Regions from separate parts of the Mus musculus genome. Here region 2 is linked to region 1. A link is a loop called in an ENCODE intact Hi-C map of the cell type or tissue named here. Cell type or tissue: gastrocnemius. All regions are shown on one strand. Each heading gives the region's core, and the rest is flanking DNA. Links, peaks and the distances in the headings are about the cores only. Region 1 holds the start of Cflar (CASP8 and FADD-like apoptosis regulator). Region 2 holds the start of Clk1 (CDC-like kinase 1).

Evidence for each region. Hi-C counts contacts between places; a loop is a spot of excess contacts. Peaks named below come from ENCODE experiments on the same cell type or tissue, not always from the same donor. Only the 100,000 strongest peaks of a DNase experiment are listed, where the experiment ranks them.
Region 2: it touches region 1 in a loop (4-fold over the local background); 3 of 42 quality-filtered maps call a loop at or near these places.

The regions. Positions count from the first base shown.
Region 1 is chr1:58,706,734-58,718,790 of GRCm38, reverse strand. Cflar (CASP8 and FADD-like apoptosis regulator) reads right to left here and starts at 5,505. Exons shown (of 10, transcript NM_207653.6): 1 at 5,132-5,505. In gastrocnemius, for the core only: CTCF peaks have their summits at 5,551 and 8,516 (motif pointing left); DNase peaks (open chromatin) are centred at 5,940, 6,135, 7,119, 7,272 and 2 more places; H3K4me3 peaks cover 6,226 bases; H3K27ac peaks cover 7,154 bases.
Region 2 is chr1:58,413,888-58,425,944 of GRCm38, reverse strand. It overlaps Clk1 (CDC-like kinase 1), which reads left to right and starts at 1,857. Exons shown (of 13, transcript NM_001042634.2): 1 at 1,857-2,025; 2 at 4,011-4,171; 3 at 4,637-4,862; 4 at 5,734-5,824; 5 at 6,212-6,278; 6 at 8,562-8,678; 7 at 8,766-8,932; 8 at 11,261-11,355; 9 at 11,444-11,573. The coding sequence starts at 4,011. In gastrocnemius, for the core only: no CTCF peak of the experiment used is centred there; DNase peaks (open chromatin) are centred at 1,856, 2,197, 3,015 and 4,742; H3K4me3 peaks cover 5,656 bases; H3K27ac peaks cover 2,592 bases.

The DNA of each region.
Region 1 (12,057 bases), core at 1,612-9,611:
TAGCTTGCCCTGGTCACAAACTGGCTCATCTGGCCCTACCTCACAGCTGTCTTCAGGCATTTCTTCTGGGCTCTGCCTGAGTTAGACTACGATGAGAGACAAACTCTCACCTTCAGTCAGCTGTGTGTGGTAGGCCCTAGGTGCCTGCCAGGCTCAGGCCTCAGAGCTCTTGAGCAGGTGACATATGACTATCCAGTTGCAGCAGATAGGCACACAGAGAATGTCCGTTTGTCCCTTTGCAGCCTACACTGAAGCAAGGTGGAACTGGTGGCATGAGAGGCATCACCCTTGGAACCTGGACATAGACAGAGCTCAGCTGTTCTACACTGAATGAAGTAATGACAGGGCTGATAGGAGGGATTATGGGTATCAGAGGCTGGGTATGACCCCAGGAAGAGTCTCCTGTGAGCTGGGAAGACCTCATCTTAATGGGCAAACAGTGTTTCCAGCCAAACGCTAGCCCACATACTCTCTACATAGCCCTGACTGTCCTGGAACTCATTATGTAGGCCAGGGTAGTCTCAAAATCACAGATCTGCCTTCTTCTCCCTTCCAAGTGTTGGGATTAAAGGCATAAGCCAACATGCCCAGCAGAACGTACCCAAAACTTAAACTAATTTCCCCCAAATAAGACAACAGTCTAACATCCTCAGAACTACTATCTTATATCTGACGATGTCAGTTAAAAATGCAATCATGCATAAACTGCTGCAGTACTGAATTTGTGGGGATAACACACAGAGCAGGATTTGCTGCGTTCATAAATTACAAAGCTTCCATTTCCTTGGCAGAAAAAGAAAGAAAAAACAGGCCAAACTGCTTGGTGTAAGCAAGATTTTAAATTTTAATGCTTTGGCAAAAGCTGAGTCCAGAGACCAAATGTCATTTCTAAGTTGTACAATGAAGAGGTAGCCGGGCCTTGTCTTTTGTTATCGTTGTTGCTGTAAGTATCTAAACCATCTGATGTGGAGCAGAGGGAACTGGGGGTATATTTTCATGTAACAGCAGTCAGGAAAACCACATGTTTTCTCAAAGTCTGTAAACAGGACAGTCGGGGCTATGCAGAGAGACTATCTCAAAACAACAACAATAAAATTGTTTTTCGGCACTTTTGAGTCTCTTCTGGGACAATCACATATGTAGAAACTTGGGTTTGAGGTTGGGTGAACGAACACTCTGGCACATAAATTTTAAGAGTTTAAGAAATGACAGCTTATTGAGAGTGAGCGCCGAGGATACATTTTTATTTTTATTTATTTATTTAGTTTTTAATCAAAATGTATTGACAATCAGTTGGCCCTTTTCCTAAAAGGCTAGCGTTGGGCTGGAAACACTGTTTGCCCATTAAGATGAGGTCTTCCCAGCTCACAGGAGACTCTTCCTGGGGTCATACCCAGCCTCTGATACCCATAATCCCTCCTATCAGCCCTGTCATTACTTCATTCAGTGTAGAACAGCTGAGCTCTGTCTATGTCCAGGTTCCAAGGGTGATGCCTCTCATGCCACCAGTTCCACCTTGCTTCAGTGTAGGCTGCAAAGGGACAAACGGACATTCTCTGTGTGCCTATCTGCTGCAACTGGATAGTCATATGTCACCTGCTCAAGAGCTCTTGAGGCCTGAGCCTGGCAGGCACCTAGGGCCTACCACACACAGCTGACCGAAGGTGAGGGTTTGTCTCTCATCATAGTCTAACTCAGGCAGAGCGCTTGCACGGCTGAGGCAGAAGGGCAAATTCAAGGCCAGCTTGGGCTGGGGTAGATACTGATCCTGTCTTGGAAAAAGAAAATAAATTTGAGAGCTGGTGGCACACACCTTTGATTCCAGTGCTCAGCAGGCAGAGGCAGGTGGATTTCTGAGTTCGAGGCCAGCCTGGTCTAAAGAGTGAGTTCTAGGACAGCCAGGGCTACACAGAGAAACCCTGTCTGGGAAAGAAAACAAACAAAGTTAAAAAAAAAAAAAAAAAAAAAAGGTGAGCCAAGAAACAACTCTAAATGACTAAGAGAACACAGCTCAGCATTTATGACATTTGAAGCTTGGCTTGGCTTGAGTTAAAATTTCAACCAGGCAAATACACTTGTCCAGTTACACAAAAGCTCAGTTCAAAGACCAAAGCTGTACATATGATCACCATATGGAGCTTCTAAACATGCCTTTCAATATATAGAGAAGTTTTTCTAATTATAAAAAGTTCTCTTTGTCGTAAGAAACTCTGGAGCAAGCCAGGAAGCAACGCTTGTCTGTGGTCGCTCAAGCTTCCTGCCCTCCCTGCTTTTGATGATAAACAGTGGAACTGTGAGGGGTGGGGGAGGAAAGACTCTGAAACGGACAACTTGAGGAAATAAAGTAACAAAGTGTCCATCTGCTTCTTCTGATCCCCCTTGGTAGTCCTGACTTCTCGCCTATCTGGTCCTGAACGATTCTTTGACATTCCTGAAAGCAACCATGGTTAACGAGACTGATTCCACATTTAGGCTGAATGGTGGCCAGCTTGTTTGTGGAAAGCCTGGGCAGAGAGCAATTGCATCATTTCTCCAGGGTAAAGCCTTGTGCTATATATATAAAACCCCCTGTTCCCACCACAACATTTTAATAGGTTCCCTAGGCCTTTAAGCACACCCTTAACTATCTGTCAGATTAAAATAGTATGGCCTTGGGGTTTAAGCAGGGCATAAGTCAAGCATAAAACTTTTGTTCAGGTTTCAGTAGTCACTCAGCCATGGTTCTGTATGTAACTTGTTACTACTTTTGTGTTTCCTAATTAAAAGGGGGTAGGAGTGTCAGTCAGCAGAGAAATGCATACACTTTCATTTCCATCAGGGACTTTGATGGACCCCCTCCGTAACACCTAGAGGTGTTTGAGCAAGATATCTGTAAAGTGCCTACCTTTTAAACAAAGATCTAACTTTTAAAAAATGCTTTTCAGTCAAGCATGGCAGTGTGTACCCATAACTAAGGTAACAGAGAGGACCAGGAGTTCAAGGTTGGCCCAGGCTCCAGGAGACTCAGTCTCAAACAAAACCAAAAACTAAAGCTACAAGAGAAAAAAAGTATTTTTTAAAAGATCACAGAAATATAAGGCAAAGGGGGACTTTTAAACATGGAACATTTCACAGGTCCATGAAGCTCTGGTTCCCACTTGTAAAACAAGATCTTTGAAGGAAGTCACTTACTTCAAAGCACACTAAACCTTGAAAGTAGTTAAAGCAAGTGGAGTTTTCAATCACACTGAAAAACTGAGGTGGGCTGGAGAGATGGCTCATCGGTTAAGAGCACTGACTGCTCTTCTTCTAGAGGTCCTGAGTTCAATTCCCAGCAACCACATGGTGGCTCACAACCATCTGTAATGGGATCTAATGCCCTCTTCTGGTGTGTCTGAAGACAGCTACATTTTATTCACATACATCAAATAAACAAATAAGTAAATAAAAACTGAGGTATTAAATGTAGATCAAAAACTGTGAAAGACCTGGGTGCAGGAGCTCATGTCAGTAATCTTCGCGCTTGGGAAGCTGAGGAGGATTTGGAGAATTCAAGGCCAATCTGTGCTGCGTGGTGAGTTGCAAACCAGCCTGGGCTATAGTGAAGTGCTGTCTTCAAAATCAGAAGATACAGCCGGGTGTGGTGGCGCACGCCTTTAGTCCCAGCACTTGGGAGGCAGAGGCAGGCGGATTTCTGAGTTTGAGGCCAGCCTGGTCTACAGAGTGAGTTCCAGGACAGCCAGGCCTACACAGAGAAACCCTGTCTCGAAAAAAAAACAAAAAACAAACAAAAAAATCAGAAGATACCACAGTCTTCTTCAACTGAAGAGTTCAATGCAGAACACAGTCTCGAATAAGTGGTAAATCTGATACCGAGTTGGCAGAACTTAATTCTTTCAATGTGTTCAACCAAAGAAACCCCAGAAAGAGGAAAATAATGAAGCTAAGATTTGTTGTTGTTGTCTTTGTTGTTGTTGTTGTTGTTGTTGTTTTCTGGCATTAAATGGACAAAGAAAAAGTGGCTATGAGTACAGATCATCGAATGAGCATAAATATAGAATAAGGTACAAAGAGCAGAAAGAGTTCAATTTTACCTAGAAAGACAAGGGCACACAGACAGACAGACACACACACACACACAGTCTTTTTCTTTCAATAGTGACACAAAGGAAGAAATTGTTCCCCAAAGCTAAGAATTGAAGAGGGAGGAGAAAGAAAGAAAAAAAAAGAGCCAATGAAACAAATCCAAGTGGCCACTGCACAAGATGGGGAAGGAGGGGAAACTAGGATGGAAACAGAAAAACAACACCACAAACATCTGTTCTGAAAGACTGTTTGGAGAAAGAATACGAAAAGGAGCTGGATGGCTGGGGCCAAGGGAAGATTCCCAATTTTTTTAAAGGCAACCAAAAGACTGTATTTGAGTACACCAATGTATGTGACTAGAACCAGCCACCTCTGGCTGTCGCTAGGGAATGGACTCGTGGGAGGTGGGGGCAGTGTCTGTATTTACTTTGCAGGTATATTTTATTTATATTATAACTTGCCTGAAAGGTTTTGGATATTAAAATGCAATGCAAAATAAGAAGTAAAATCCTTAGTAAGGAGCAAGACAGCTGCCCCAGGTGGGGTGTCAAGTCTTCCCAGAGGTGAAGGTCAGCTAGGGCGTCATAACACAGGTAGTGCTTCTTGTTTCTGAGATTTAAGAGAAATAATGCTTTGAGTATAGGAAGGCCCTGGGCCAAACCCTCACTGCCTCACTCTTGGCCAGCAGGCTTCTTGCCAGGATAAGCTGTCCTTGAGCTTTGTCCAGGCAGCCTCTACGCTGGGATTATAGAAACAAACAAAAAACACCCAAGTACCTTGTTCGAAATTTCACGCCATCCAGAGTCACACACTAAATTAACAAGGAGGCATTTGAGTCCAGTAACAAGTTTAATTTAATAAGTCTTTGGCTCTCTTCAAGAAAGACTTGGATTTGAATGTGCCACAAGTCTGGAGGTGCTGTGAGTGGATCCCCAAAAAGCACAGAAGGAACCAAGAGTGGAAGATAGGAAACGAACACTTTCCTACATTAATCAGGAGTCAGCTCTCCAACTTCCCAAGTCCCTTTGGGAACTGCAAGAATAGGAGGGGTTCTGGGATTACTCACACCGGGCGGTCGCCGGCCCATCCCACTCAACAACGGCTTTGTCGCCTGTCTTCGCTGGAGACCACCAGAAAACTGGATCGAACGAGACACTGGAAAGAACACAGAGAGGAGCAGACTCTTCAGTAGGCGTCCAGGAAAGTTAGCCTGCGGAGCTGGCCCAAGCTGCTAGCCAGGTGACGCGCCCAGCGAGCCCAACAGGTTCAGGAATGAGATGCGACCGCTCTCTCCCAGCGATAAGGACGTCCCCAGAGTACTCTTGCGGGGGCAGAATCGCGAGTGTGAGCAAAGAGAAGGGCTCCGAGAAGATGAGAATGGCCGCCATTTCACCAAAACTGAATCGAGGCCATTGCTGAATTCCACAATCCTAACAAGAGGGCGGAGGAAAGTTACAGGAAGCCAGAGAGGAAGCCAACTTCCGCCTCTAGGGGCGAAACTGACCAGTCAAGGCTCAAAAAAAAAAAAAAAAAAAAAAAAAAGAAAGAAAACCCCAAAGACCGCACATACCCCAAATCCCGCCCCCCATGCTACTTCTCTGAAGGAAGGAAACACCCCACTTCCCACCCACCCACCCCCCACCCGGGTTTCTCGCAGCTTGGGAAACTAGGTTAGCAAGTGGTGACTTGCTAAAGAATTAAATGTCATCAAAAACAATGTACAACATAAAACTTCTGGAAAAATCCATTGAAGCTGAGTGTGGTGGTGTACGCCCAGCTTTGGGGGCGGGCGGGGGTGGGGTCGGCTGCTGAGAGAAGATTTTAGCGGTCAAATCGCTTGCTTACCCAAAGCCTCCACCTCCGCGCCCCACCCCGCCCCCCACCCCCCACCCCCCCCCCACTCCCCCCCCCCGCTCCAGCTGCCAAGTGAGGTCTCTGCCTTCAGAAACCCTGTGCTCTGGACATTGGTCACTGAATACACACAGTACCTAAGTGTCATCCCAGCTGGTTGGAATAAAGACTTTCAATAGGCTATGAACTTTGGCTACGTGGTTATCTCTGGTGGACTCCCAGGAACAGTGACTAATAGCGACATACTCTCTAATCCTAGTAATCCAATCAGGAGGCAGACACAGGTGGATCTCTGCACAGTCTAGGGCAGCCTGGGCTACACAGTGAGTTTAAGGAGAGCCAGGGCTGTATAGAGAATAGAGTCCTGTCTCAGAATACCAAAAAATAAAATAAAAAAATAATTTGCTTACAAACCAAGCTTGTTTGTGATACCAGAGAGCTGAGCTTTCTGCTTTGTTCAGAACCTTTTGTAAACTAGGAGGTCGACCTTTTATCTAAAATCTCTTCTTAGGTTTTAAATTTTAGATCATCCCTATTGGTCAAGGCCTGACATATGACACTCCCTTCTGGCCCCACCCCTTTTACTGTTAAAAAATTTTTTTTCGAAGGTTACCTGAACCCGGAGGATTTAATTAGACTCCTTGAATTTACTTCCAGCGAACTTGTCCACCAAAAGAGAGAGAGAGAGAGAGAGAGAGAGAGAGAGGGAGGGAGAGAGAGAGAGAGAGAGAGAGAGAGAGAGAGAGAGAGAGAGAGAACCAACTTTTCGAAAGGAAAGCTGGAAACTGGACAGTTCAACTCCAGGAAATGAGTAATTCTCTAGATGTTTTGTGCTTGACTAATTGTGGCTCGGCCAGCAAAGTTAATCTTTAGTTTTCCGACAGGAACACAGGAATGCTCCCCCTTGGGGGTTTATGGGTGCTCCCTCCAGTCCTCAATGCAGTCACTACAGCTCCGGGGTGCCTTAGGGTCATTAAGGGTCACTTCCCTGAAGATCCCATCCCCTGAACACACCAGGCCTCCTTGAACTGGGAGTTGTTGCCACCTGTGGTCGCCCTGAGCCCTGGTTCTTACCCAGCCAGCAAAGCCAGTAAAGGAGCTACAGTCCTCCGCGCCCTCCCGGGCTCCGCCCGCCATCCCCTGTGCGCCAGCGCCGGCGCCGGACTCGTAGCGACCTCCTTGCCGGGCTAGAACGCGCACGGCACAGCGGCCCGGGACTTAGGGTCCCAGGCTCGCGCAGCGTCGCGAGTAGCGCGCCAGTTACACCGCGCAGGTCACGTACCTGTCCGGCCCTAAGTGGCCGCTTGAGAGGCTCAGGTCTCAGAGACTTCGCTGCGTGCTTTAGGGTCCGCAAAATGGAGACGCCCAGAAACCGAAAGCAGACGTGGCAGCAGGCGCAGCGTCTCTGAGCCCTGGCTCGCATCCTGGGCCGGGTTTTTAGCAAAGACAAAGGTCTTCCGAGCAGTCAGCATAGAGGCCGAAAAGCATTCTCTCCAGACCCTTACTTGACTTTATAAAGACAAAAAAAAGTCTTTGGCTAGATACACTTTTAAATACAGAAAAACACAAATAAAATAACAAATATCTTTATTTCTACCAGTCTGAACATGTAGGCTTCCTTTTTTATCCGGTGGAGCCGCTCCAGTGGAAGGAGACAAAGTATCAACACATTTTCTGTGTTACTCTCTTGGAGGCCTTGTGGTGGAAGAGGACAGGAAGCAAAGGAGAGAATCAGCTCTACAAGTTGTCCCCTGATAACCACGCGTGTGCCAGGGCATGTGTGCCCACACACATAAACATAATAAAATTAAAACTAAGCCTTTAGCCTTTAAGCCTCGATCTAAATTACACTTTAAAACTTGTTACTTAAGGACTGGAGCAGGTGGTACAACTAGTAAATATTTTTCCCTGCTCCCAAAGACTGATGACTTGTAAAAGTAAAAAGAAAGAAAAAAAAAAAAAAAACCACACCCACACAGGTAGCCTCCGTGTGTGCGATGCTGTACGCATGTCAATGCAGATATGGAACACACAAAATAATAAAGGAAAAGTGTAAACCATGTAACTCAGCTACAGAATATATATCCCATAAAATAATAGGACACAGCTGTCCCCGGCAGAGCCTGTAACCATACTCGGGTATGTCTTACTCTTTCCCAGAGCATTTCTCTACTAACCTCTAGTCTTACAACCCATGGTAAAAATGTCGTTTAACCTCAGCCTCTCAATAGGATTCTAGGATTCTAGGCCTGTGTTCACCAGACCCAGCTCAAACTCTTAATTCATTCATTCACTAGTATATGACATTATTTTTTCTTGTGTATCAAGTTTTATTTCTCACTCTTACAGAGTTCTTATAAATAATACTTGGATAACTAAAATTTAACAGTATATATGCCCTTTCTATATAGGAGAGCATGCTGAGAAGACAAAAATGTTGTAGCAAGAACTTTTAGGGGGCTGGAGAGATGGCTCAGTGGTTAAGATCACTGACTGCTCTTCCAGGGGTCCTGATTTCAATTCCCAGCAACCACATGGTGGCTCACAACCATCTGTAATGGGATCCAATGCCCTCTTCTGGTGTGTCTGAAAACAGCAACAGTGTACTCACACATAAAATAAATAAATAAATCTTTTTTTTTTTAAGGCCGGGGGTACTTTTAGAAGGGCATGATGGCACACACCTTTAATCCCAGCACTTTGGAGGCAGTAGTAAACAGATCTCTGTGAGTTCAAAGCCAGCTTGGTCTACAAGAGCAAATTCCAAGACAGCCAGGGCTACACAGGGAAAACATGTCTTGAAAACATAAACAAAAAAATAACTTTTAAATAATGTTGTAAAGAGTTTCCCACAAAATATCTAGTGACATACTGTCCCCAGATTCATTTTATGAACCCCATCAAGATTTTACCACCTCATAGATAATCTGAGAGTCAAGCATGCCAGCCTGTTATAAATACACTTCTAGTTCTACCATAGGATCACAGACTTAGAAAGCTCCATAGAACTGTAACCATGTCCCCTTATTCTTAATGAAGAAACAAAGTTAGTTGTGTACTGTTAGAATATTATTGATTTTCCATTGCTGTATGTCTCCCCACCCTCCAACACCATTTTTTTTGAGACAGACTCACTATGTAGCCCTAGTTGGCCCAGAACTTAAAGTGGTCCTCCTACCTCTGCCTCTCCAAGTGCTGGGATTATTGATGTGCATCATGTATTACCATATCTGGCTCTCTCTCTCTCTCTCTCTCTCTCTCTCTATATATATATATATATATATATATATTCTATTTGGCTGTAAATGTATGTCTATATATGTGGACATATGGACCTGGATACCCATGGAGACCATATAACTTCTCATGAGACTAGAGTTACACTGTTTATAAAATATCTTGGTATAAGGTTGACTGTATTTCTTTATTTGAGTCCAATTGCCTCTGGAAGTACTGGGTTAAAGGTATGCACTAGTTACATGGTGGCATTAATTAAGAGAACGTGTCTCTGCGTGTGCACAGATGCATGTGTGCTGCAGACGGACCTCACTTGGATACTCGATCCACAGGCAAAACTCGGGTTCCGGTAGTTACAGGTGAGCAAGGAGTTGGCATGGATGACAAACAGACATGAATCCAGAGAGAGTATGTATCTGAATGTAATTTTTCAAATTGAGCACCAGACTTTTAATACAGAAGAAAATAGGGAAGTTAGGTGACACATCATTGTCACTATTGTTAAGGTACAATGAGTTTACTGGATGCTTAATGACTCTAACACAAAACAGAGGAATGCAAACATAAAGACTGGCAGGTACTGGGCAATAAAACAACTGAGACAAAGTCAGCTCTATCTAAGGTCAGCTATATTCTTGGAAGCCAGGTGTGAGGTCTTTACACTCCTGGGGCAAGGGCTTTCACACCCAAGTCATAGTTCTAATTAGGGAGTTCCACTCTAGCTAACCTTCTCATGAATAATGCAATATTCTAGCTCCTACTCAAACCACAGGCCGATCTACTTCCTAAACCATTGTACATTCCTGTATATGAGAATGACTTGGCTTTTATTCTAAGTGATTGTGTGGGGAAACTTTCTACTAATAAGTAATGCAGTCTGCTATACATAACTATAATAAAAATCCTAAACTTACTCTGCTAAGCTTGCCCTGAGATTTCTAACTCTGTATAGTAGAGAGTAATGCCTGATTTCTTTCAGTATCTCACTTACAATACCAGAGGCAATTCTAAATGTCACTGAATAGGCAACATTCTTACTGAATTCCAAGTCCAGGGTTGGCTCAAGGACTACCCTAGGACATTGATGAAGGCCAGGAAACAAAGTTCGATTATGCTTAGGTATTTGGCAAGTCACTGCTTAGAGACACCTATAATAATACAATACTGAAAGAAAGCACACAGATCCATTCCCAAGGACAAGTTTGAAACATTCCTTATACAGAATGCCACGGTTCCAGGAGACTAAGTTTCCCTGAACTTCCCCCCTAAGGACTGCATCCAGGTTTCAAGGCCTGTAACGCTAGTCACTACTGGAGGGGGTGTAGCACATGTGGGTACCCGTGACAGCCTCGTCAGATCCCATGGAACTAGAGTTGCTGCTCTTTGTGAAACAACATCTGATGTGGTGTGGGTGCTGGGAACCAGACTCAGGTCCTCTGGAAGAGCAGCAAGCAACCTTAACTGCAGAACCATCTTTCCAGTCCCCAGTCTTATATTTTTTAAGATATTGAAAATCCTTTTCATAATTTTTTAAAAATTTCCAGCTCATCTCAGAAATGTTACATACTCTTTTTTTTCATTTTTTATTGGTTATTTTAATTATTTACGTTTCAAATATTATCACCCTCCCCAGTTTCCCTTCTACAAACCCCCTATCCCCTCCCCTGCCTCTATGAGGGTGCTCCCCCACCTGCCCACCCACTCCTGCCTCAGCGCCCTAGTTTTCCCCTACCCTGGGTCATCGAGCCTCCACAGGAACAAGGGGTTCTCCTCCTAGTGATGCCCGATGCCCAACAAGGCCATCCTTTGCTACATATGCAGCTGGAGCCATGGGTCCCTCCATGTGTACTTTTTGGTTGGTGGTTTAGTCCCTGGGCACTTTGAGGTGTCTGGTTGGTTGATATTGTTGTTCTTCCTGTGGGGTTGCAAACCCCTTCAGCTCCTTCAGTCCTTGCCCTACCTCCCCCATTGGGATCCCTATGCTCAGTCCAATGTTTGGTTGTGAGCATCAGCATCTGTATTGGTAAGGCTCTGGCAGAGCCTATCAAGGGACAGCTATACCAGGCTCCTGTCAGCAAGCTCTTCTTGGAATCAGCAATAGTGTCTGGGTTTGGTGTATGCAGATGGGATGGATCCCTAGGTAGGGCAGTCTCTGGATGGCCTTTCCTCAGTCTCTGCTCCTCTTTGTCCCTGCATTTCCTTTTGATAAGAGGAATTCTGAATTAATATTTTTGAGGTAGGAGGGTGGCTCATCCATCAACCAGGGGCTGTGTCTATCCACTGGATAGGATCTCTACAGGTTCTATCTTCCCTTTGTTGAGTATTTTGTCTAATGTCCTCGCTGCTGGGTCCTGGGAACCTCTTGGGTCCCTGGCATCTGGAACTTTCTAGTGGCTATGCCCAGTTCCCCCTCACCCACCGCTACACACTTCCTTTGAAAATCTCCCCCATCTACTCCCATATCTGAACCGGACCCCCTTTTCCTCTCCCCCTCCTCTCTCCCTCCCAGATCCCTGTCTCCCTCTACTTCCTGATATTACTTCCTTCCCCTTCTGGGAGGAAACCCCTTCTAGGGTTTCCTCCAAGGCATTTCATGGCAGCTGGCATAAAGTATGGACATCATCAATGTGATGCTTAGTCTCTGCCTACTAAAGACTGACCCCCAACACTAGTGAAGGCTCATTCTGTGGGAAGGTCTTGCACGCGCCCTGACTCGCCAGCAAGAACAACGCTGCAACAGGATCCTTCTGCACACGTTTATTGGGAGAGCTTGATTGCAGAGGTGAAGAGACACCAAGCCCAGAACTGGTGCTGCTTATATAGGCCTAGGAGAGGCGTGTCTCACACCCGGATTGGTTATGCATGGGTTATGCTTACCACCTCATTTGCATGTCTCACATCTGA
Region 2 (12,057 bases), core at 1,391-9,390, 290 kb after region 1:
CTGTATGAGGTTTGTTAATGTTAAGAAATTCCACAAAGCTTTATGTAGGACCCATCAAGTTAAAAGTCAATATGAGATGTTACATCTAAAATGGCTGGAGTCAGAGCTAACTACCGGGCAGCACTTCCTGCACCTGGGTATGAATTCACAGCACTTTGTGTGTGTGTGTGTGTGTGTGTGTGTGTGTGTGTGTGTTTTAATAAGCTGTCCCTGAGAAATGTTTGTAGTCATGGCTCAGCCCTCGAATTCTGAGCTGCAGCCCTGATCGATCAGTCTTAGGGCATATGTTCAATAAACTATCCCTGTCTGACTGAGATCAGTGTTTGTGTGGTTTGTGAGCCAACTCCTGGACCCCAACATATACATGTAGGCAAAATATTCATACATGTACATTTAAAATTTTTTAAATTTTTAAAAAATTTTTTAATTTCTTTAAAAAATACTTTATTTGTGTGTGTGTGTGTGTAGGAATTGATTCTCTCTTTCCAGTATGTGTTTCCTGGAGATTGAACTCAGGTAGGCTTGGTGGCATTGTGTCTTTACCTGTTAAGCCAACGCCAGCACCCTCCTCTTCCCCTGTTTTTAGTTCTGGCTAGAATTTGCGATATAGACCACACTGAACTTGTACTCAGAGATAACCCTTGTCTCTGCCTCCTTAGTGCTGGGATATGCCACCATGCCCAGGTCTAGATTAACTCTTAAAGGTGAAAGCAAAGGAGTTGCAAAACTGATACCTACGCACCCCCCTTTTTCTCCTCCCCCTAATATCTACCTTTTTAGAGTTACCAGCGAAATAGGAGTTAAGCCGCCTGAGGCCACACTAACTGGGTTCCTGAGTGGGAGGCCGGAGCTGTATGGAAGGAAATGGCGAGAGAAATAATGGAGGCCAAGACACATTTCTGTTCAAGGCCCCCAAGTTTACTAAGAGTCTGTGCTTAAGCCTGGCGTGGGGCGCACGCCTTTAATCCCAGCACTCGGGAAGCAGAGGCAGGCGGATTTCTGAGTTTGAGGCCAGCCTGGTCTACAAAGTGAGTTCCAGGACAGCCAGAGCTACACAGAGAAACCCTGTCTCAAAACCATAACCCCCCGCCCCCCAAGCCATTCTTGATGCCTGTTGCCAGCCTGTAGGTGATCTGCTGGATGAAGTCTCTGGAATATCTAAAGGGCCTCTCAGCAGGTAGCAGTGGCAGGTGACGGAACAATAGAGCCATCTAAGTTGGAAGGTTCCACCCCAGGTAGTCTCATTCTCAGTGGCAACAAGGTCAAAGCCAGCCTACTCAAGGCTGGGGGAAGCTACTATGGGGGGGGGGGGGGCATCCTCAAAGTCTTCAAGACTACTTACTAATCTGTCTATTTACACTATTCCGCTCCTGTTCCACCATTTCTAACTTTTTGTTTTGTTTGGTTTGGTTTGGTTTTCGAGACAGGGTTTCTCTGTATATATAGCCCTGGCTGTCCTGGAACTCACTTTGTAGACCAGGCTGGCCTCGAACTCAGAAATCCGCCTGTCTCTGCCTCCCAAGTGCTGGGATTAAAGGCGTGTGCCACCATGCTCATTTCTAACATTTTTGGCGTCAGTGCATGTCATACCCAACCACTAAAAACTAGTTTAAGACAGGTCAACATAACTGTAGTCACTGAGTTACTAACCAGAGATACTTTGTTGGTGTAGTTTAAAAGGTTGCAGTCAGGAGGGAAGAGAAAAAGGAGAGAGGGAGAGCGAGCGTGGATTATACTATTACTGTAACCTGTAGTGTCTAAGTATCCTCAAGAAGCCACAGCAAGGACAGTCAGGACCAAGTCCTTCCATCCCTCGCCCATTTGGGCAGCGGGCCCGCGCCTGCGCACTCAGGACCGGTATAGGCCCCGCCCATCTACGTCACCAGTTTTTCCGAGAAGAAGCTCGCACTGCGTCTGTCCGCACCATTTTGTGTTGGGAGATCGTCGTAATCGTTTGCAGACTTCTCGCCGTCGCCTTGTAAGCTTTGTCTTCGCCTTGCAAGCTTTGTCTTCAGGGTTGGAAAGGTAAGACGCGGTGTCTGTCAGGGCCTTTCCTTGTATCTTCCCGCCGCCTCCAAGGACCCCGCTGCGGCTCTTCACGGCGGAGCCACGCGAAGGGGCTCTGTGCCCCGGCTGCGGAGCTCTGGCCGCTGGCTTCTGCGTAGGCGGGGACGATGCCCGCAGGCTCCGCGTCCCGAGGAGGGCCGGCCGACTGCAAGAGCCCGAGCTGCCGCGGCGGGACCTAAGATGGCGGTAGGGGGAAGGCCGCGCTCGTCCTTCGCCATGGCGGCGCCAGGGCGCGGCCTTCGCTTGGACTCGGTCGGTCCTGGTTTTGCTCTCGGCGGTGGCACGGCGCAGGTTTTGGTGCTGTTTTTCTTTATATTTGAAGCGAAAGGTCTTGGTAACCAGGCCGGCCCCACACGCTGCGGTCGCTGATCTTGTTAGAGATGGGCGCTGCGGGGACAGCGTCACAGCAGGCTGTCACCTCAGTTCTGTGTAGTTTCCGCCTTCGACGAAGAAAAGAATTTCAGAGGCGGTCGATAGATAGCGAAGTCGAGCATAATGAAAACGAGGCACACCGGGACAGCGCTTGTGAGAGCGAGGAACAAGTGATTTTTAAGAAGGTTTAGGATTTACTTAGGTTTTGTAACATTAAAACTCAAGACGGCCGGGCTGTACTGCCTGTCGCTCGCCTTTTAATCCCCTTTGAGCCTGTCTCAAAAAAAAAAAAGTTATAGAAAATTTCCTTTGTAAACAAAGTTGTAACGGGGGAGTTGTTTACCTTTAGGAAACAGGAGGGGAACACCCTAAGATTGTACGTCACTTCCGCTCTGAACAGCTTTATTTTCAACATCATGGCCTGTCCTGTACAGTTAAGTAGAGTGGCTTTATTGGTGGAGCCCGAATTTTGTTGACTCGGCATAAAAGGCGCGCCTGTTACCTTCTCAGGCTTTCCTCCCATATTTTCATAATTTTCCCAGTCTCCCTCTGCTAGCAGTAAGAGTGTCAGCGGGGACCGTGGGCATTTACTTGACGGTGAATTGGGAATTGAGGTCATCTGCTGAGCAGCTTTTTTTTTTTTTTTTTTTTTTTTTTAATAGCTGTAAACAAACACTTCATAACATCCAAACTGGTATTTTACCAAAAACAAACAAAACACTTTGGGGGCGGGGGCTGTTCCAGACAGGGTTTCTCTGTATAGCTCTGGCTGTCCTGGAACTCATTTTATAGACCAGGCTGGCCTCTTACTCAGAAGTCCGCCTGCCTCTGCCTCCCGAGTGCTGAGATTAAAGGTGTGCACCACCACGCCCAGTTAAAAAAAAACTTCTTAATTAGGGTCACTTGTGGTTACGTTGGTCGGAGACTTGGTTTGGGTAGAAATTGAACCTTGTGAACCTGTAAGTTGAACTTCTGAAAGAGCTGTCATACATTTTTCTTAAGTTTTAACCTTTTTCACTTAAGGTTTTAAACCTTTTTCACTTAATATGAATTTGGGCATTGTGAAAACAAGGTGAAAAAAAATCTGGCCGGGCATGGTGGCGCACACCTTTAATCTCAGCATTTGGGAGGCAGAGGCAGGTGGATTTCTGAGTTTGAGGTCAGCCTGGTCTACAAAGTGAGTTCCAGGACAGCCAGGGCTACACAGAGAAACCCTGTCTCGAAAAACCAAAAAAAAAAAAAAAAAAAATCTGTGAATAAAGTTTACATTGCAGAATCTGAGGCAATGCAATAATTTTTATGATTGCAGACAGTTGACTAAAATTTTAGAACTTTGATTTTAAACAAAACGTTAATGCTGGGGGTCACATGCATTTTATCCCAGTACTCCAGAGGCAAGAGGCAGGTGGCTCTTTGAATTCAAGGGCAACTTGGTGCACATAGTTAGAGCTACTCTATATTGAGGCTGTCTGGGGAGGGGAAAGATGGAAACTAATGGGAGTTTGCAAAGAAACATTTACTACTGAACATCACAGAACTACAGTTTAACTGGTAAAATTTGTCTTTCATAGATGAGACATTCAAAGAGAACTTACTGTCCTGACTGGGATGAAAGAGACTGGGATTATGGAACATGGAGAAGCAGCAGCAGTCACAAAAGAAAGAAGAGATCACATAGCAGCGCCCGTGAGCAAAAGCGCTGCAGGTACGATCACTCCAAAACGACAGACAGGTAAGAAAGGCGGTTATGGGCTGGGAAGATAGCTTAGCTGGTACTTAAGCTTGGCAGAGGACAGTTTGGCTCCCAACACTTCAGACACACTACCACTAACCTGTAACTCAGCTCCAGAGGACCTGATGCCCTTTTCTGGCACTCCTTAGTATACTACCTATACACACACACACACACACACACAATTAAAAATTCATCTTTACAAGGCATATAAAGTACTGCAATATAAAAGTAGATTTATACTGGGAGAGTAGCTCAGATATAGAACGTTTGCCTACCGTGTATAAAATCCTGGGGGCCATATATAATGATATACTTAGAATTGCTTAACTGCATAATCTGGAGATTTGTGGAAGGACTGTAGTCCAGTGGTAAAATGCCTATCTTGGTCAAACGTGTTGAGTTCAGTTCTCTACATTGCAATTGTTTGGTGTAGCTGTAAAACAAACTTTTTTTCTCCTCTAGCTATTATCTGGAAAGCAGATCCATAAATGAGAAAGCTTATCATAGTCGACGCTATGTTGATGAATACAGGAATGACTACATGGGCTACGAGCCAGGGCATCCCTATGGAGAACCTGGAAGCAGATACCAGATGCATAGTAGCAAGTCCTCTGGTAGGAGTGGAAGAAGCAGTTACAAAAGTAAACACAGGAGTCGCCACCACACTTCGCAGCACCATTCACACGGGGTATGAGTGCCTTTTAAACGTTCTGAAAGGTTTTATTTCCCATGGAGAACAGGAAACAGTTTTGTGTTTGAGAAAATTTCAAGATAAAAGTCATCACAACTCTACCTTGCAGGAGTATTCTTTTAGTATTTGTGTATTACATAAGAAATTCATGAAAATAGTGATATTTAGTTCTGTAATGATAGGAAAGATTGTCTTAATGCTATTCCAAGAAATACTATTTTGATAAATTGTCAGTTTGTTCCAAGGAATTAGGTATTTTTGTGTTAGGGTTAGTTATGACTTATTAACATGTGTAAATTTTTTTCCTCATTAAGTTACAGATTTGAAGTTAGTGTTTTCATGTATTAATTTGGAAATCTATCAGATAACATTTTAAATGTTATAGTGTTATATACCTTTTTTTTCCCTTCCCAAATTAGGGCTATCATTTTATTTACTATTTTAATATATATTTTCTTTATTAGTTAGGCCAAATCTTAATTTGGCCACAGGGTACTAAAGTAAATACTACATTCTACAGTTTTGTAGTATGAATTTAGGACACTATGTTTGAGTGAATGCCACAGATAAGTTTTGTTTTGTTTTTTAAGAAGAAAAGCAAATGTGTTTATGTTTTGTTGACTTACCACTTTGAGTATCTTATCTGAAAATCTGTTCCTTGCCATGTTTTTCTCCTGTTAACATAAACTATGTGCCCTGTGAATTTCTGGGGACTGAATTTGAAATTGCTCCTGCCAACCGTTTGTGGCCTGGCGTGTATCTGAATATCTCCCCGCTGAATGAATTTCGTATTCTGCCCTGAATTCACTCGGGTGTATTGATTGGCTGGATGATGTTGGTGCTGGTGCCGCCCACTTGACGTGTCCAGAAGAGTCACCGAAGGAAAAGATCGAGGAGTGTAGAGGATGATGAGGAGGGTCACCTGATCTGTCAGAGTGGAGACGTACTAAGTGCAAGATGTATAGAATATTTTTCAACACTTATTTACTTTTCAGATAACATAATCTATATGTATATATAGATTAAAGTTTCAGGGATTTGGAAATCTTTTTCTTTCTTTTTTTTCTTTTTTTTTTTGCTTTCATTTCTTTTGGTGGGAGGGGATTGTCTTTGCTTTCTTTGAAGTTTTAATATTAAATTCCACAGCAGTAAATCAAGTTAATGAAATTAGTCTGAGAATGAAATTAGATCTAAGAATAGTTGTATGTTTTTTGGATGGTGTTGGCTGATAAGTAATTAATGATAAGGAAATTTGCAGCATCACCTAGAATAATCTGCATTGATAATACTTATAAGTACATTGTTCTCATTTCCTGTTATGAATAATAATTATTCCTCTTTTTTAGATGAAATTGTTGATACTTTAGGTGAAGGTGCTTTCGGAAAAGTGGTGGAATGCATCGATCATAAAGTGTAAGTTTCCCTATTTTTTTCTTTTTTTGGTTTTTCAAAACAGTTTATTTGTGTAACATCCCTGCTTGTCTTGGAACTCACTTTGTAGACCGACCAGCCTGGCCTAGTGCTCAGATTGACCTGCCTCTGCTTCTAGAATGCTTTGGAATGTTTTTGAGACAGCGTCTAACTTTGCAGGCCTGGAGCTCTCACAGAGATCTACTTGCCTCTTTGAGTGTTGGGATCAAAGGTGTACAACATCGAACCTGGCCTCTTGGTTTTTTGTTTGTTTGTTTGGTTTTGGTTTTTTGAGACAGGGTTTCTCTGTGTAGCCGTGGCTGTCCTGGAACTCACTCTGTAGATCAGGCTGGCTTCACTCTTGTATTTTTTTAAACAAAACCAACTAAATAGTATTTGCAGCTTCCTGGCTGGAGAAGGGACAGAGAGTTTTAATTCCTAGCACCAATGAGTATGAGACTTGTTTTTTCTTTTTTCTTTTTTGGTTTTTCGAGACAGGGTTTCTCTGTGTAGCTCTGGCTGTCCTGGAACTCAATTTGTAGACCAGGCTGGCCTCGAACTCAGAAATTCGCCTGCCTCTGCCTCCCAAGTGCTGGGATTAAAGGCGTGCGCCATCACGCCCGGCTGTTTTTCATTAGATGAATTGTCATGACAGAGCTGGGTGTCATAGGTGTGATTATTCGGGTCCATCAAGCTTCATTAGTGCTTTTCACACCACTCAACCCATGTTGGTGATCAGACCTAGGGATTCAACATGCTAATGACAGTGATTTTTATTTCTAATTGTGTGTGCACTCATGCATAGGAGTACAGAGGCCAGAAGAATGTGTCCAGGATGCAGGTGGTTGTGAGTTGGGCTGCCTGGTGCAGATACTGGGAGTTGAATTCTGGACTTCTGTAAGACCAGTACATGGCTGTTTTTGTGTTTTCTCTGTATCTTTATTTTTTATACTTTGGAATAAATGAAACTTTTTTGAGGGACTTGCTGGGGACCTGCCAGTAGTCTACTAAGGGCATGAAAACTTTTAATACAGTTTAAAGCTTAGGCCTTTAGCAGAGGCAGTCTCCCAGCTGCTCTTTACTTTGTTTCTTCTGGTTTTTCCAGACAGGGTTTCTCTGTAGCCCTGGCTGTCCTGGAACTCAATTTGTAGACCAGGCTGGCCTCGAACTCAGAAATCCTCCTGCCTCTGCCTGTCAAGTGCTGGTATTAAAGGCATGTGCCACCACTGCCAGGCTCAGCTGCTCTTTACTTAACCTGACTATTCTAGCACTTGTCCTGCCAGCAGGCTATCTGTTTACCTACCTATTCTGTTCCCTTCAGTGTCCTTTACAATTCTGCTTTTGAGTCTCAAACCTCTCTGGCTGCTCTGCCTTGGTACTTCTTGCCCTAGCTATTGGCAGTCAGTTCTTTATTACAGTTAGCAGGGAGACAGCACGTGATACATCTCTTAGATTGGTGATACATCTCTTAGATTGCCTTTAGGCAGGTAAGGAAGGACAAAGGTTACAAATTGAAAACCCAGTGATGAGAAAACCTGGTGATGAGCCATAGAGATGACAGTACCAAAATTCTGCCAGCATTGAGCTCTGTGCCAGTACAGAATTAACAGTTGAAAATACAAACACCTTAATACTATAAATACTTGTATGTGTTTAGTTCTGGGAAAAGTCCATGGGACCTTGTTCATCTAAAGCAACCACTTTGATCAGCTATACATTTTCTGCCCCAAGAGTAGCAAAAACTTTCTAAATGAGTTGAGTTGAGACCTAGCACCAACTTTTCTGATAACCTGGAACAAAGATTTGAGATAGTATTTGACACAGTGGTGGGCAATATAGGAAACAAACTGCATTTGTTTTGAGTCTTAGAAAACAGGTTGAGGGGTTGGAGAGATGGCTCAAGTGGTTAAGAGAACGGACTGCTCCTGAGTTCAAATTCCAACAACCACATGGTGGTTCACACCATCTGTAATGAGATCTGACGCCCTCTTTTGGTACTTAGATATAATAATAAATCTTTTTTAAAAAAAGAAGACAGATTGAGATAGTGTTTTTTTTTTTTTTTTGGGTTTTTTTTTTTTTTTGGTTTTTTTTTTTTTTTTGGTTTTTCGAGACAGGGTTTCTCTGTATAGCCCTGGCTATCCTGGAGCTCACTTTGTAGACCAGGCTGGCCTCGAACTCAGAAATCCGCCTGCCTCCACCTCCCTAGTGCTGAGATTAAAGGTGTGCACCACCACTGCCTGGCATCTATCACCTTTTAAAACTTACTTTTATTTTCTTTAACAGGGGAGGTAGACGTGTAGCAGTAAAAATAGTTAAAAATGTGGATAGATACTGTGAAGCTGCTCAATCGGAAATACAAGTTTTGGAACACTTGAATACAACAGACCCCCATAGTACTTTGTAAGTATCACATTAAAACTTGAAATAGAGAGGTTTGAATTGTAAGCCCTATTATTGAGTTGTTTTGTTTTTTTAACGTGTTTATAGCCGTTGTGTCCAGATGTTGGAGTGGTTTGAGCATCGAGGTCACATTTGCATTGTGTTTGAACTTCTGGGGCTTAGTACTTATGATTTCATTAAGGAAAACAGTTTTCTGCCGTTTCGAATGGATCATATCAGGAAGATGGCATATCAAATATGCAAATCTGTAAACTGTAAGTTCTTGATATTTCTTGTAAAATTTGAGTTTGAGACTAATGTCAGACTAATTTGGATCTTTAAAAAAAAGAATCTGGTGGGACTCTAGGGACTCTAGCTCAGTGACAGAAATGAGGCCTTTTTGTTCTGTCCCCATGACTACAGAAGACTAGAAGATGAGATCTACTGTGGGATTTAAAAGCCTAGCCTGAGAGTATATACAGACTAATTGGGGGATTGGATGCTGATTAAGTTAGCAAGCTTGTTAAGAGTGGTTTAAAAGGTCAGGGGATGGTAGACACCTTTAACTCCCCAGCATTTCCAAGGCAGAGGCAGGCGGATCTCTGAGTTCAAGGCTAGCAGGTGCCATAAAACCCTTTTGAAGAAGAAGAAAAAAAAAAGATTTGAATATACCTCTTAATAGCTATAGTTGACAATAGGGGTGGGAGGAAGACTTAATCGCACATCCTTGGGTTCAATCTCCAGAGAAGAGAAATTATTGTAAAGTAATATTTAGTTGCTTACAAGTTGCTGGTCTGTAGTATTTAATTCAGTGAACAGAAAGCTAGACTTGTGGGCTGGAGACATCTCTTAGCGGTTAAGAGCACTGACTGCTCTTCCAGAGGCCCTGAGTTCAAATCCCAGCAACCACATGGTGGCTCACAACCATCTGTAATGCAGCCCAATGTGTCTAAAATACAGCTACAGTGTACTACTCATATATAAAATAAATAGTTTTTTTAAAAAACAGGAAGAAAGCTGGGAGTGTGGTTAAGTGGGTGTTGGCTCAGCATGTGCAGAGCCTGGGTTGGATCTCCAGCAACGTGTAAGTTGGGCATGTTGATGCATGCCTCTAATTTTTAGCCCTAGCAGATGGCAAAAACAATAACAAAAAAAAACCAAAAGCAAACAGAATTTCTAAAAAAAAGATTCATTTACTTAATGTATGAGTATTCTATCTGCATGTAAACCTGTGTGCCAGAGAGAGCATCAGATCCTACTATAGATGGTTGTGAATCACCATGTGTTTGCTGAGAATTAAACTCAAGACCAGAAGAGCGACCATCTTAACTGTTGAGTCATCTCTCCAGCCCCAAAAGATCAGAATTTTCAAGTAGTTTTTTAATCTAAGTTTGAGGCCATCTTTTTATCTCAAAACAAAAGGTAAAAGGTGTATGCATAAGACTGATTTAGCCTAGAGTCCTAAAAAAATTTAAATGCAACAAATCTCAGTTTGGTTTTTGTGGTGTTTTTTTTGTTTTTTTTTTTTTTTTCTTTTAAAGATTTATTTATTTTATTCATATGAGTACACTGTAGCCTTCTTCAGTTACACCAGAAGAGGGCGTCTGATCCCATTACAGATGGTTGTGAGCTACCATGTGGTTGCTGGGCCTCCTACCCCCAAACAAGATATGTAAACCAGAAATACCCTGTTGTCATTGTCTTAATTGGCAACCCTCTGAGTTTTTTTCTTTTAAGTACTGGGATTACTGATGGAAGCCAATATTTTCAGTTCCTTTCTTGTTACTGAGAAACATAGTCTCATTGTGCAGTCTAGGGCAACCTTGTACTCTGTCCTAGTTCTAAGATTGTAGTGCTACTAACTACACCCAGCATCACTAGAGTTGGCAATGTTAGTGTTTCAGTCCTCAATGATTTGAGACAATCTGATTGTCTCAGGATAGCTTCAGATCTCAGTATCCTGCCCTAGTAGCTATCTACCACCTGAATGTTGTGGATAGAACCTTGTATGGATGGAAAGCATTTATTATCAGACATAGATCCTCACACCTTCTCTGGTGAATTCGTTACTGGACTAAGATTTTTGATTACTTTCTACATTATATAAGAAGACACCAAAGGAGGTTTTTGTTTTGTTTTGTTTTTTGTTTTTTTCCTTGTGTTTAATTTTGTTATTTTCATGTGTGCACAACATGATTGTAGGGTTTCAGACCCCCCTGGCATTGAGATTTCAGTTGGTTATGCCACTTAATATGGGTGCTGGAACTTGAACCCAGGTCTTTGAATAATAGTAGTCCATGTCCATGCCACTGAGCAATCTGACCAGACCATCTTGTTGGTTCTGACAATCTCAGCCAGGCCGGGTGGTGAACATCTTTACTCACAGCCAGGCCAGACTGTTCCACAGGGGAAGTATTAGGAAAGCCCAGGGCTAGAGAGACCCTTTCACAAAGAGGACTCATTCAGTACCCTACCTAGGCTAGTCTTAGACTTAGATTTTCATGTGTCAGCTTTTTTACTGCTTTGATTATAGGCACATGTTACAATTTAGGGCTTATGATTTTGTTTTGATATTTGAGACTGATTATGTGTACTTTCTCCAGTTTTGCATAGTAATAAATTGACTCATACAGACTTGAAGCCTGAAAACATCTTATTTGTGAAGTCTGACTACACAGAGGCTTATAATCCCAAAATGGTGAGCACTTACAGCGTGATTATCATGGTGCTATTGAATACTTTGTTTCAGTAGTATGGCTTTATAACTTGTCGCTTTTGCTTTTCAGAAACGTGATGAACGTACTATAGTAAATCCAGATATTAAAGTGGTGGACTTTGGAAGTGCAACATATGATGATGAACACCACAGCACATTGGTATCTACAAGACATTATAGAGCACCGGAAGTTATTTTAGGTTAGTACTTGGTATGCTGAAACAACCTACACTGCTATATTGAATCCAATAAAAATTTGTAGTTTGGGGTGTTATTTGTATGACTGCTTTATGGTTTTTTCAAGGCAGGGTATCTCTATGTAGCCCTGGCTGTCCTGGAACTCACTCTGTGGACCAGGCTGGCCTTGAACTCAGAAATCTGCCTGCTTCTGCCTCCCAAGTGTTGGGATTAAAGGTGTGTGCCGCCACCGCCTGGCTTATATGACTGTTCTGTTGATCATTTTCTCCTTAAATAATACTCCAGACTAAGGAATGTAGCTCAGTGGTACAGCTCTTGCCTAAGCTTTTATCATGAAAAAAAGAAAATAGACAACAGTATTAGAAATTATGTTGAGAATCTTCAAATTGCTGGGCATGGTGGCACATGTCTTTAATTAGAGGTTGGTAGATTCTTTGAGTTAGAAGCCAGCCTGAGCCACATAGTGAGATCCTGTTCCAAAAACAG